Regions from separate parts of the Homo sapiens genome. Here region 1 is linked to region 2. The links are chromatin contacts, found by Hi-C in ENCODE. All regions are on one chromosome and are shown on one strand. The core of a region is the stretch at or near the end of the contact, and the rest is flanking DNA. Distances in the headings are between cores, read along the strand shown. Region 1 holds the start of LINC02092 (long intergenic non-protein coding RNA 2092). Region 2 holds the start of CPSF4L (cleavage and polyadenylation specific factor 4 like).

Region 1 (4,641 bases), core at 1,143-3,642, 520 kb before region 2:
GACATGAGACTCATGGATCAGAGACAAAGGACAGTTTATTACACAATAGTAGCAGCCAGAGTATTAGGGTTTTGTGCCAATTCTCCAAGCCATGGTCTCCATAAGGCAGCACAAAGAGGGCCCTAGGTGATACCTGCTCACACAGAGTGGACTGTGTTCCAAAAGAGGAATCCTGAGCTTAAGGAATAGGAATCTTTTATAATGGACAGTAAGCATGCCTACCCTTTGCTCCAGAGGAAGATATTGGATTTTCCAAAGCTGTTCACCAGGCAAGCATCCTTATAAGGATAGTTCAGACAAAGGCAGTCAGTGTCTCTCTTTGCAAGACACACAGAAATGTGAGGGGCCCTCAGAAAATTGTCTCCCAAAACTCAATAGCTGTATAATCTCAGGCAAAATTACACTTATCCTTTCTGAGTCTCAGTTTCCTCATCTGTAAAGTAGGAGTAATGCCCATTTGCCATGTGGTTGGAAACAATAAATGAAATATCAGTATAGTCTTCCAAGCACAGTTCCTGGCACGCAACAGATACTCAAGAAATATCGATTACTTCTTCCTGCCACCTCTTCCCTCAACTAATGCCAGTTTAGTGAAGACTTTACTCCAGGCAAATCTATACTCATACCAACTCTTATGTAGATCCATTACAATCACACTCATATGAAAACCTTACATCACTATTTTGTTTCAAGATAGCAGCCCACCAGGTGCATAGAATCTAAGCCTGTCTTGATCCCATCACACTTGATCAATTTCAGCCCAACGACTCATCATTAAACAATTCAAAAATCCCAAATCCTCCAGCTCAGGGGCTCTCAGGCTTTGTGGCATGTTTAAATCACCAGAGGAGCTTTTAAAAAATGCCACTGCATCCAATACCAATTAAATCATACTCTCTGGGGGTGGGACTCAGGTTCCAATCATTTAAAACATTCTCCAGGTGAGTCCAATATACAGCCAGGGCCCAGCGCTCTAGCTCTTACTCAGACAACTAGCAGAGTCTGCGTGTGTGAATTTGCAATGCTTAAGCTGTTTCAGTTGAGTAATTGGGCCAACTCTAAAAAGGTCATCAGGCATCTGTAGGTACTTCACGGAGCCCAGGAAGGAGCTGTGGCCTGGGGAGGGGGAGTGGGCACAGAGAAGAAATTGAAAGTGGGGGAAGGTGGTCCATGCTCTAATAGAAGACAGGAGACAGCCCCCTTGTCCTTTGGAATTCCAGCATGGCCTGAGAATAGGGTCTATATACCCTGGGTACTCAATTAATGCTTTCAAATGGTCTCAGGCTTTCCAGCTCCTCCCCCCAGGCATCAAGCATTCTGCATGCACACTTCGGGTTGAAAATAGCTCCAGTCCTTGCCTTGCTCCCTGGCAGACTAGATTATAGGATTAACTCTTCACCTCCCAGCTGGGCTATGGGAATCCTCTTGCCTCTTTTCCTTAGGTATGAACGATCAATAATATAGATTTTCTCACTTTCTTCTTCCATCTTTGGAAGCTGTTCTTAGGCAGTTACCTTTGTTTTGCTGGCAGATCCAGAAGGAGAAACTAAGGCCTGCGTGGCCCTGGGGAGGGGTCGTGCTCCCTGATGACTGCCCTGTGGTTATGTGACATCCGCTGATCTGCTTGCTGGGGAGCTACTCTGTCCTTCCTCCTTTCTGGTAGGGAAAGTAAAGGTGCAGCAAAGGGGCTCCAGGGCCCCCAAAGTCAGGATTTCAAATTTGCTTTCTGCTACTGTGCAGTCCCCTTCACTCATAAACATGCAAATCACCCAGGTAATTGAGCCACCTGAAGTCCAAGTGAGCCTAATTTGTCTAACGAATTCAGGCTGCACAGCAAATTACCTGAAACTCAAGTGAAAGTGGGCTTTTCAGACTGGAGAGAGCCTGCCCGAGCCTTTGTTTCCAAACGGTTGCTGCATTTTCCTCATGGTGCCTGGCTGGAACAAAAGGGACCACAAACACCAAGGGAGGCTGGGGGAGCTGCTTTTGTCGGTCGCTGAAATAGCCGCCACGTTGCTAGCTGAGGCTAGTTTTGAAAGCCACTTGGCACTGGGGCTTCCTGCAGAACCCATGCTGCGATGAGGGAGCCCTGGAGCCTTATTTTTGCAGGAATGTGGGGCCTGAGCTGACTAGGGTGTGCCTTCGGGTCATAGTTCTTGGAAGGTGCAGGGCTGACTGGGGAAAATGGTGCACAGGGGAAACTGAGTCCAGCACACACTGGCACACTTCTCTTCATGACTCGATGGCTTTTAAAATCATAGCTGTTCAGGCAGGAGTGTGGAGCCTGCATAGGTGCCTGGGGAAGGAGTTGGAGGAACTTTTTCTGCCTTCTCTAGCTGAGCCTGGCGATGTCCAAGCAGGAGTGGTGAGGGATGGCTGCAGAGTCAGATCTCCCCACTCCATTCCCACCCCACCCCTACCCTGGGTTTTCATTATGTATCAGGGATGATGGCACAAAAACAAGATCTTTGTTCCTCCCCTCCTCCTGGGCACCTGCTGCTGTCATCCTACCCACCTGAAGGCTCACAGGCCACCACCAGTGACATCACAGGGCCGTCGCCACGGAAACGGGCAGTGAGGTCAGACAGCAGGGGCTTGATGGCTTCAGGCAGGGAAGGAGGGGAGCCAAGACCGAGGGGGCCAGGGTTTCAGGAATGGAGCTTGCTAGGGATTAGAGCAGACACAGCGAGAAGGAAAATGTAGCCAGTGAGCTTCCCTGAATCAGGAGAGGGCCAGGTTCCCGCTCGAAGGCCCTATCAATTAGTCACTCACTGCATGAACCACACCCGCCCAGCGCCAGCCTCCAAAACCTGATTGCCATTCGGGGGCTGGTTCTACTTGTAATTTGCTGGCTCAAAGGTCGGAATGGATTCCTAAGGAAAACGGATTTCCTGGTAGCCATTCCTTGGGGACTGAGCTCCTGAAATCAATTGGCCCAAATTTCAGCACAAATCAAGCCTTTAAATTCCCATTGAGGGTGGGAGTGGCTCACTAGGGGGATGGAGAAAAAAGAACAGCCAGAGGCTGGGGAGAGCTGGCAGAGAGGCCAGGATCTGTATGTCCAGAGGGTCAGGGGCCAGCAGGTGGGGAAGAGGGGGAGGGACAGGGGGAGCCGCTGGCGCCCTAGGAGGCAAGGAGAGAGGGCACTCTATAAATCACCAGCGCCTTTTTAAAAATGGAGTTTAACCTCCCCTAGCTTTGCTTTTGATTTTATTAGCGGTTTCATTTCCTTGGGTAATAATTCATTATCTCATTCCCAGCCTGGGGAACGGTGCCGGCCCAGAAGTGGCATTTACCTTCCTCACCTTAAAGTGATGCTTTTTTAGCTCTGTCATCTTCAGATCACTCTCAGCCCTGGCCCTGTTATCCGGCTGCAGCTCCACGTGGCCCCCCCCAAGACCTCACAGCTCCTAGGCACTGGCTGACCATGTGAATGAAGGGTGGCCCAGCTGACCTGGCCGCCCTTCCCTCCCCTCGCCAGTGCTCCAGCGTCTGCTTCTCCGACGCTATTTGCACCAGAACTGTCTTTGGGGCCCCAGCTTCTCTCTGTTGTGAAGCGAGACAGCTGGCAGGCTGCGGTGAGATAGAGCCGTTCTGCTGGAGCCGAGATAACTGCTCCTGGGAGGGAACCCAGTGGAGGATTGAAGGGTCCACATGTGTCAGCTTAACTGGAGGATCTGAAAAAGCTATTTCAATCTCGTCCCCAAGTGGGAAATTGGCAGATGCCCTTCTGTGGAATGAAAGTTTCCTCTTCCTCTCCATCCTCTCTGCCAAGGAAGAAAGCTTGATTAACGAGGGTGTGACAATGTTTTTCACAAGGAATAAGTCCTCCCAAATCCATTCTGGAGTCACAGAAAAGATCCCCTCCTGATGGGAAGTATGGCAGGCTGGAGATGAGGATGCAGTGCTCTCCCCATCACTGGCCAGCATCCGTTCCTGCGGTGCCCCCTGTCCATCATCCCCCCGTCCCACCCCTACCATGTTGCAGATGCTGGGCACTAGGTGTATCCATGAACAAAGCCATCGTTGACCCTTCCTCCTGGAACTGACAGTCCAGTGGCCTGTTCCTGCTCTCTGGTAAATGACCTGGAGCGTGTGTGGAGTGCGAGGAGCAAGCGGCATCTCCTTTGGTGGTCTAGTTCTCTAACGGCTGAATGAACGGCCGGTGTTTATCCTCTAATGAGTTTTCCATCTCTTCTTCTCCTCACAGGAGGTCAGCGTCATTACAATCACTTTGTTCTACACACGGGTACAGGTGTCCCACAGTGGAGCTCAAGTCGCATGTTAGAATCTCCTGGTGCCCAAGCCTGGACCATTATATCGGAATCTCTGGGGTGGAACCCAGTGTCAGTGTGGAAGGCCCCCAGGGGATTCCCACATGCCCACAGCCCTACACCCTTGCTACTCAAGTGTAGCCTGGGAGGCAGCATCATTTGGGATCTTGTTAGAAATGCTGGATCTGGGTCTTACTCCAGACCTGAGGAGCTGGAATCTGCATTTTAACCAGATCGCCAGGGGACAGCTGAGTATCCTTCCTCATAGGCACTGAAATCCCCTGAAGGAGCCACCCGGTAGAGCTGTGGTCCTGTCACCTCTTCCCTCTGCTCCCTCAGCCTCGCTGTACTGTACATGGGGGGTCAC
Region 2 (4,628 bases), core at 941-3,440:
GTAATCCTAGCACTTTGGGAGGATGAGGCAGGCAGATCACCTGAGGTCAGGAGTTCGAGACCAGCCTGGCCAATATGGCGAAACCCTGTCTCTACTAAAAGTACAAAAATTAGCCAGGTGTGGTGGTGTGGGCCTGTAATCTCAGCTACTCAGGAGGCTGAGGCAGGAGAATTGCTTGAACCTGGGAGGCAGAGGTTGCAGTGAGCCGAGATCGCGCCACTGCACTCCAGCCTGGTCAATAGAGCAAGACTCAGTCTCAAAAAAAAAAAAAAAAAAAAAATTCATCCTCTAAGCAGCCCCTGTCCAGTCTTCCCCCGACCATCCCTCAGAGAGCCATGTACAGTTCTCAGAGCCCTGTGGTGGCTCTGCTGCCTTCACGATCACTTCCCCCCAAAGCTGGCCCCAGCAGGCCCCCCAGAGTTGGGTCCCTTCTCAGCTCTTAAGCCTCATTGCCCCCATTCCACCTCTTTACCCCCGCTTCTGCCAAACCAAACCCTTGAGCGCCTCCTCAGCCTTCACATTGCTCCATGCCCCAACCTTCATACTGCTGGCCTTCTTCCAGAACATTCTCTCCCCATCATCATGACTCTCCATTGAGAGAGCTCTGCCTGCTACCCCTTCCTGCCCTGCTGGGCCCCTCATGCCTCCATCGCATTATTGTGTGAATGGCTAATGTCCCCTCCTTGATGGGGCCATCTCTGAGGATAGGGACGTGGCCCTAGTGCAGAGATGCTCAGGGATGTTTAGGGAAGGAAGTCATCAAGAGACCTAGATGTGAACCCCATCCATAGCGCCTCCCAAACCATGTGGTCTTGGCCTCCCTGGGCTTTGATTCCCTCATCAGTCCTGCCTGCGCTGCCAGGCTTCTGTGAGCCTTTAATGAGCCTGTGTTGACAGATGAATGCATTCTTGGGACTACTAATCAACGCATACAACTAAGGCCAAGAGAAGCCAGGGTTTCTACCCCAGGGACCCCCTTGGCCCCACCCTCTAGCCCTGGAGCTGGGTCCCTCTGCCTCTCCCAGGATGCAGTCAGAGGCCTGAGCTTCTGGAAACTCTTGGATCTCGTCCCTGCTCCTCCCAGTCCCACCTCGGCTCCAGGTGTCTATCTCTCCAGCTATTTTCTTTTCTGATCTGGAGTTCAAAAGAACAGATCTAGGAGCAACAGCCACGGGGAACAACAGCCAGCAGGCTAGTTCATGTTGGCCCAGCTGAGAGCCTGCGGGGCTGCCCACCTCTCCCTGCTGGGTTTGGGCACCCAGAAAGGAGGGCGTATGGGTTCTGGTTCTATGGGCATTAAAAGCCAATGTGACTGAGAACAGCAGCTCTAGTTAGAGGCAAGGCCAGTTTGGGGCCAGAGCAGGGGGAGGGGGAACCTGGTCTAATTAGAGCCCTAACATGCTCCTTTGAAAGCATTGTCAGATGTCCCCAGCCCTGCAGGCAGGGGTGGTGTAATAATAATAAAACAACATTTGCATAGAGATTTCATTTATAAAGCACTTTCTCAGGGGTGGGGTGGCACTGGGTGGCCCTGTGGAATCCTGGCTGGGAGGCCGCCCTGGCCTTGGTCGGTTCCGCCCTCCCGCCAAGCTGGCGATTGTGTGCGAGGTAAACAAAGCGCCATTCATCCAACTGTTTCAGTTCCTCTCCTCTTCATTCCTTTTTCCCTGTCTCCCACGAAGAGCTCACTCGGGGCTTGTCACTCAGGCCAGAAAAGGGGTGTCAGGGGCCCCAGAGGGAGACCCCTTCCCTCATGGGAAGAAGCGGGGAGGTGGGACGGCTCCCTCCCTCTGCAAACCCCCACCACCCCCAGCTCTGGCAGAATAACAGCCTTGCTGCGGTTGGTTTGTGCAACTCTTTGCTAACCTGTGGCTGTGTCTTCATGGACAAAGTATGAGCCCAGGTTTGGTAATGTCTGTGTGCACGCCACGTTTGTGTTCGGTAACATGCAAAGATAAGCAGTTTGTGGGGCTCTGCGAATCCCTCCCTATCCGAGTGAGCCTTGTGTACACAGTGTGGGGGTGAGGGGCCCTGGGGTGTCTGCCCCTGCACTGGGTGGGCCGGGTGAGGCAGCTGGGCCCTGCTCCTGTACAGCCCAGGCTGGAGCGTCCCCTGCAGTCACCTGGCCACTGGCACCCTGGGGTGAAGGGGGAGGCATTGGGCGCTGGCCCCTTAAGGGCCTCTGATGAGCTATATTGGGCCCACCTGCCTGGGTTCCAGCAGCTTCCGCAGCCCCAGCAGGAGACGGAAGATGCAAGAGGTCATTGCGGGGCTAGAGCGGTTCACCTTTGCCTTCGAGAAGGATGTCGAGATGCAGAAGGGCACTGGGCTCCTGCCTTTCCAGGGCATGGACAGTGAGTGAGGGTGGGGCCACTTTCCCTCCCCTACCTTCTCTGTTTTTTTTTCTTTGAGACGGAGTCTCGCTCTGTAGCCCAGGCTGGAGTGTAGTGGCACAATCTCGGCTCATTGCAAGCTCTGCCTCCTGGGTTCACGCCATTCTCCTGCCTCAGCCTCCCGAGGAGCTGGGACTACAGGCGCCCGCCACCACGCCCAGCTGATTTTTTGTATTTTTAGTAGAGACCGGGTTTCACCATGTTAGCCAGGATGGTCTCAATCTCCTGACCTCGTGATCCGCCCGCCTTGGCCTCCCAAAGTGCTGGGATTACAGGCATGAGCCACCACGCCCAGCCTCCCTCCCCCTTCCTTCTCTACAGGCCTCTCTGCTCAACTCCCTGATGCGACCGCCCCTTCTCTGTCTCTCTCTTCTGTGGCTTCGGGGCAACCCATTTTCCAGACTGAGAAAGAGAGGCACAGAGAGACGGTGAATTGAGAGAAGCCACACTGGCCTCCCGAGCTCCTGGGCCAGGCTTGAGCCCCTCGAGCTCCTCTGTTTCAGAGTTGGGGGGTTAAGGGTTGAGGTCTGCTGGCTGGCTCTGCAGGTTAACCTCTACAGGGCCCAGATTTGGGATCCCATAGGCCAGAGCCTGGGGGAGGTCTAGGTGGGACATGCCGATGGAGGTGGAGGCTTCCGGAACAGCTGCAGCCTCTGGGGAAGCTACCTTCTCCGTTCCCTCTTCTCCTTCCAGAGTCGGCCTCAGCTGTGTGCAACTTCTTCACTAAAGGGCTCTGTGAGAAAGGTGAGTTAGCAGACAGGCCTGGGCCCCAAGCTGGGTGAGTGTAGGGTCTGTCTGAGCTACACCCAGCAGGGGCTCTGCCTGGCCTGGGATAGGGTGTCGAATTTGCACCTGGGGAGGGAAAATTGGGATGGAACGGAATTTTATTTTTATTTTATTTATTTATTTTTAGATGGAATCTCGCTCTGTTGCCCAGGCTAGAGTGATCTGGCGTGATCTCAACTCACTGCAACCTCTGCCTCCTGGGTTCAAGCGATTCTCCTTCCTCAGCCTCCCGAGTAACTGGAACTACAGGTGCATGCCACCAAGCCCGGCTAATTTTTGCATTTTTAGTAGAGATGGAGTTTTGTCATGTTGGCCAGGCGGGTCTCAAACTCCTCACCTCAGGTGATCCACCTGCCTGGGCCTCCCAAAGTGCTGGGATTACAGGCGTGAGCCACCATGCCCGGCCATGGAGCAGAATTTTAGACTTACAGGTAGACAAAGGATAAGTGGTTGGATCCACCGAGCAGCCTGCCCCTCCCCTAAGATTTTCCCGCCTCAGCAGCAGTCTTCATAGTTTGCAGTTCGCATCAGGGTAACCAGGCTGCCTGGAAAGGGGTATTTTTTTCTTTCTGCCTTGCTGGGATGGGCGTGTGTCTGAGCTTTGGCCTGTGCATTCCCAGGAGGCTCCAGCTTCTTAATGTTTTTCTTGATTTCCTCCCAGCTAGAAGAGAGGCATCCTTCTCCCCCAGTCCCCTGCTCTGACTCAGTTTGTAAACTGGTCAATTGTCTCATCCATTCCCTATGCCCTGAGGTAGCACCTGCCACCATCTTTGAAATGCTATCAAAAAGCATCCTCCACTTCTCTCCTGCCCTGACTTTGGGTCAATACTGTCTTCCTAGGCCCCTCTCCCCAAATGCAGCCATTCTGGGAAGGCCTGATTCAAATATAAGAGTTTTCAACTTTTCTTCTGGCTCATGGCTCATGTAGAGGCTCTTTCAACAGAAATATACAATTGCCAAAAAAAACTGGCTTCCAGTTTTAGGGTTTCCCTGTCTTCCTCCCGCTTGCCTATACATTTAGGTTAAGAAATCTCACTGGTGTGAGAGTTTAGGACATGTTTTCTGATCCAAATGAGTCTGTCCCTGGAAGCTGGGGGGCTGGAGGGGACCAGGAAAGGAGGACCTGGGGCCATGTTCGCCCACCTGCCTTGTTTGTCTTGGGGCCAGCCCTAGACCATACAGGGAGAAGGGAAATGGGATCACTGGTCGCCCAAGGCCTTGTGCACCCAGGACCCTGCAGGCTCAATGTGGACTGAGTGGCATCTCCTCAGCTCAGCCCAACCAGTCCCTAGAGCAGTGGTTCCTAGCAACACCCTTCTGCAAAGAAAGAAAGCTATTATGGTGGAAGGTCAGAACCAAGCAAGTCAATAGCCAGGGGTGGAGGTTAGGGGTATTTAAAAAGAGCACCTTGGCCGGGGGAGTAGGCTCACACTTGTAATTCCAGCACTT

Evidence for each region. Hi-C counts contacts between places; a loop is a spot of excess contacts on that map.
Region 1: a loop to region 2 is called in a map of HCT116, with 4 times the contacts of the local background. The contact joins the promoter of LINC02092 here to the promoter of CPSF4L in region 2. A Hi-C loop is called at or near these places in 1 of 168 maps with a recorded cell type or tissue (HCT116).

Annotation. Positions count from the first base shown.
Region 1 is chr17:73,784,573-73,789,213 of GRCh38, reverse strand. It overlaps LINC02092 (long intergenic non-protein coding RNA 2092), which reads right to left and starts at 2,392. Exons shown (of 7, transcript NR_040020.1): 1 at 1,400-2,392. All of the region lies in intron 2 of LINC00469 (long intergenic non-protein coding RNA 469), which reads left to right.
Region 2 is chr17:73,259,442-73,264,069 of GRCh38, reverse strand. CPSF4L (cleavage and polyadenylation specific factor 4 like) reads left to right here and starts at 2,190. Exons shown (of 6, transcript NM_001129885.1): 1 at 2,190-2,354; 2 at 3,087-3,137. The coding sequence starts at 2,252.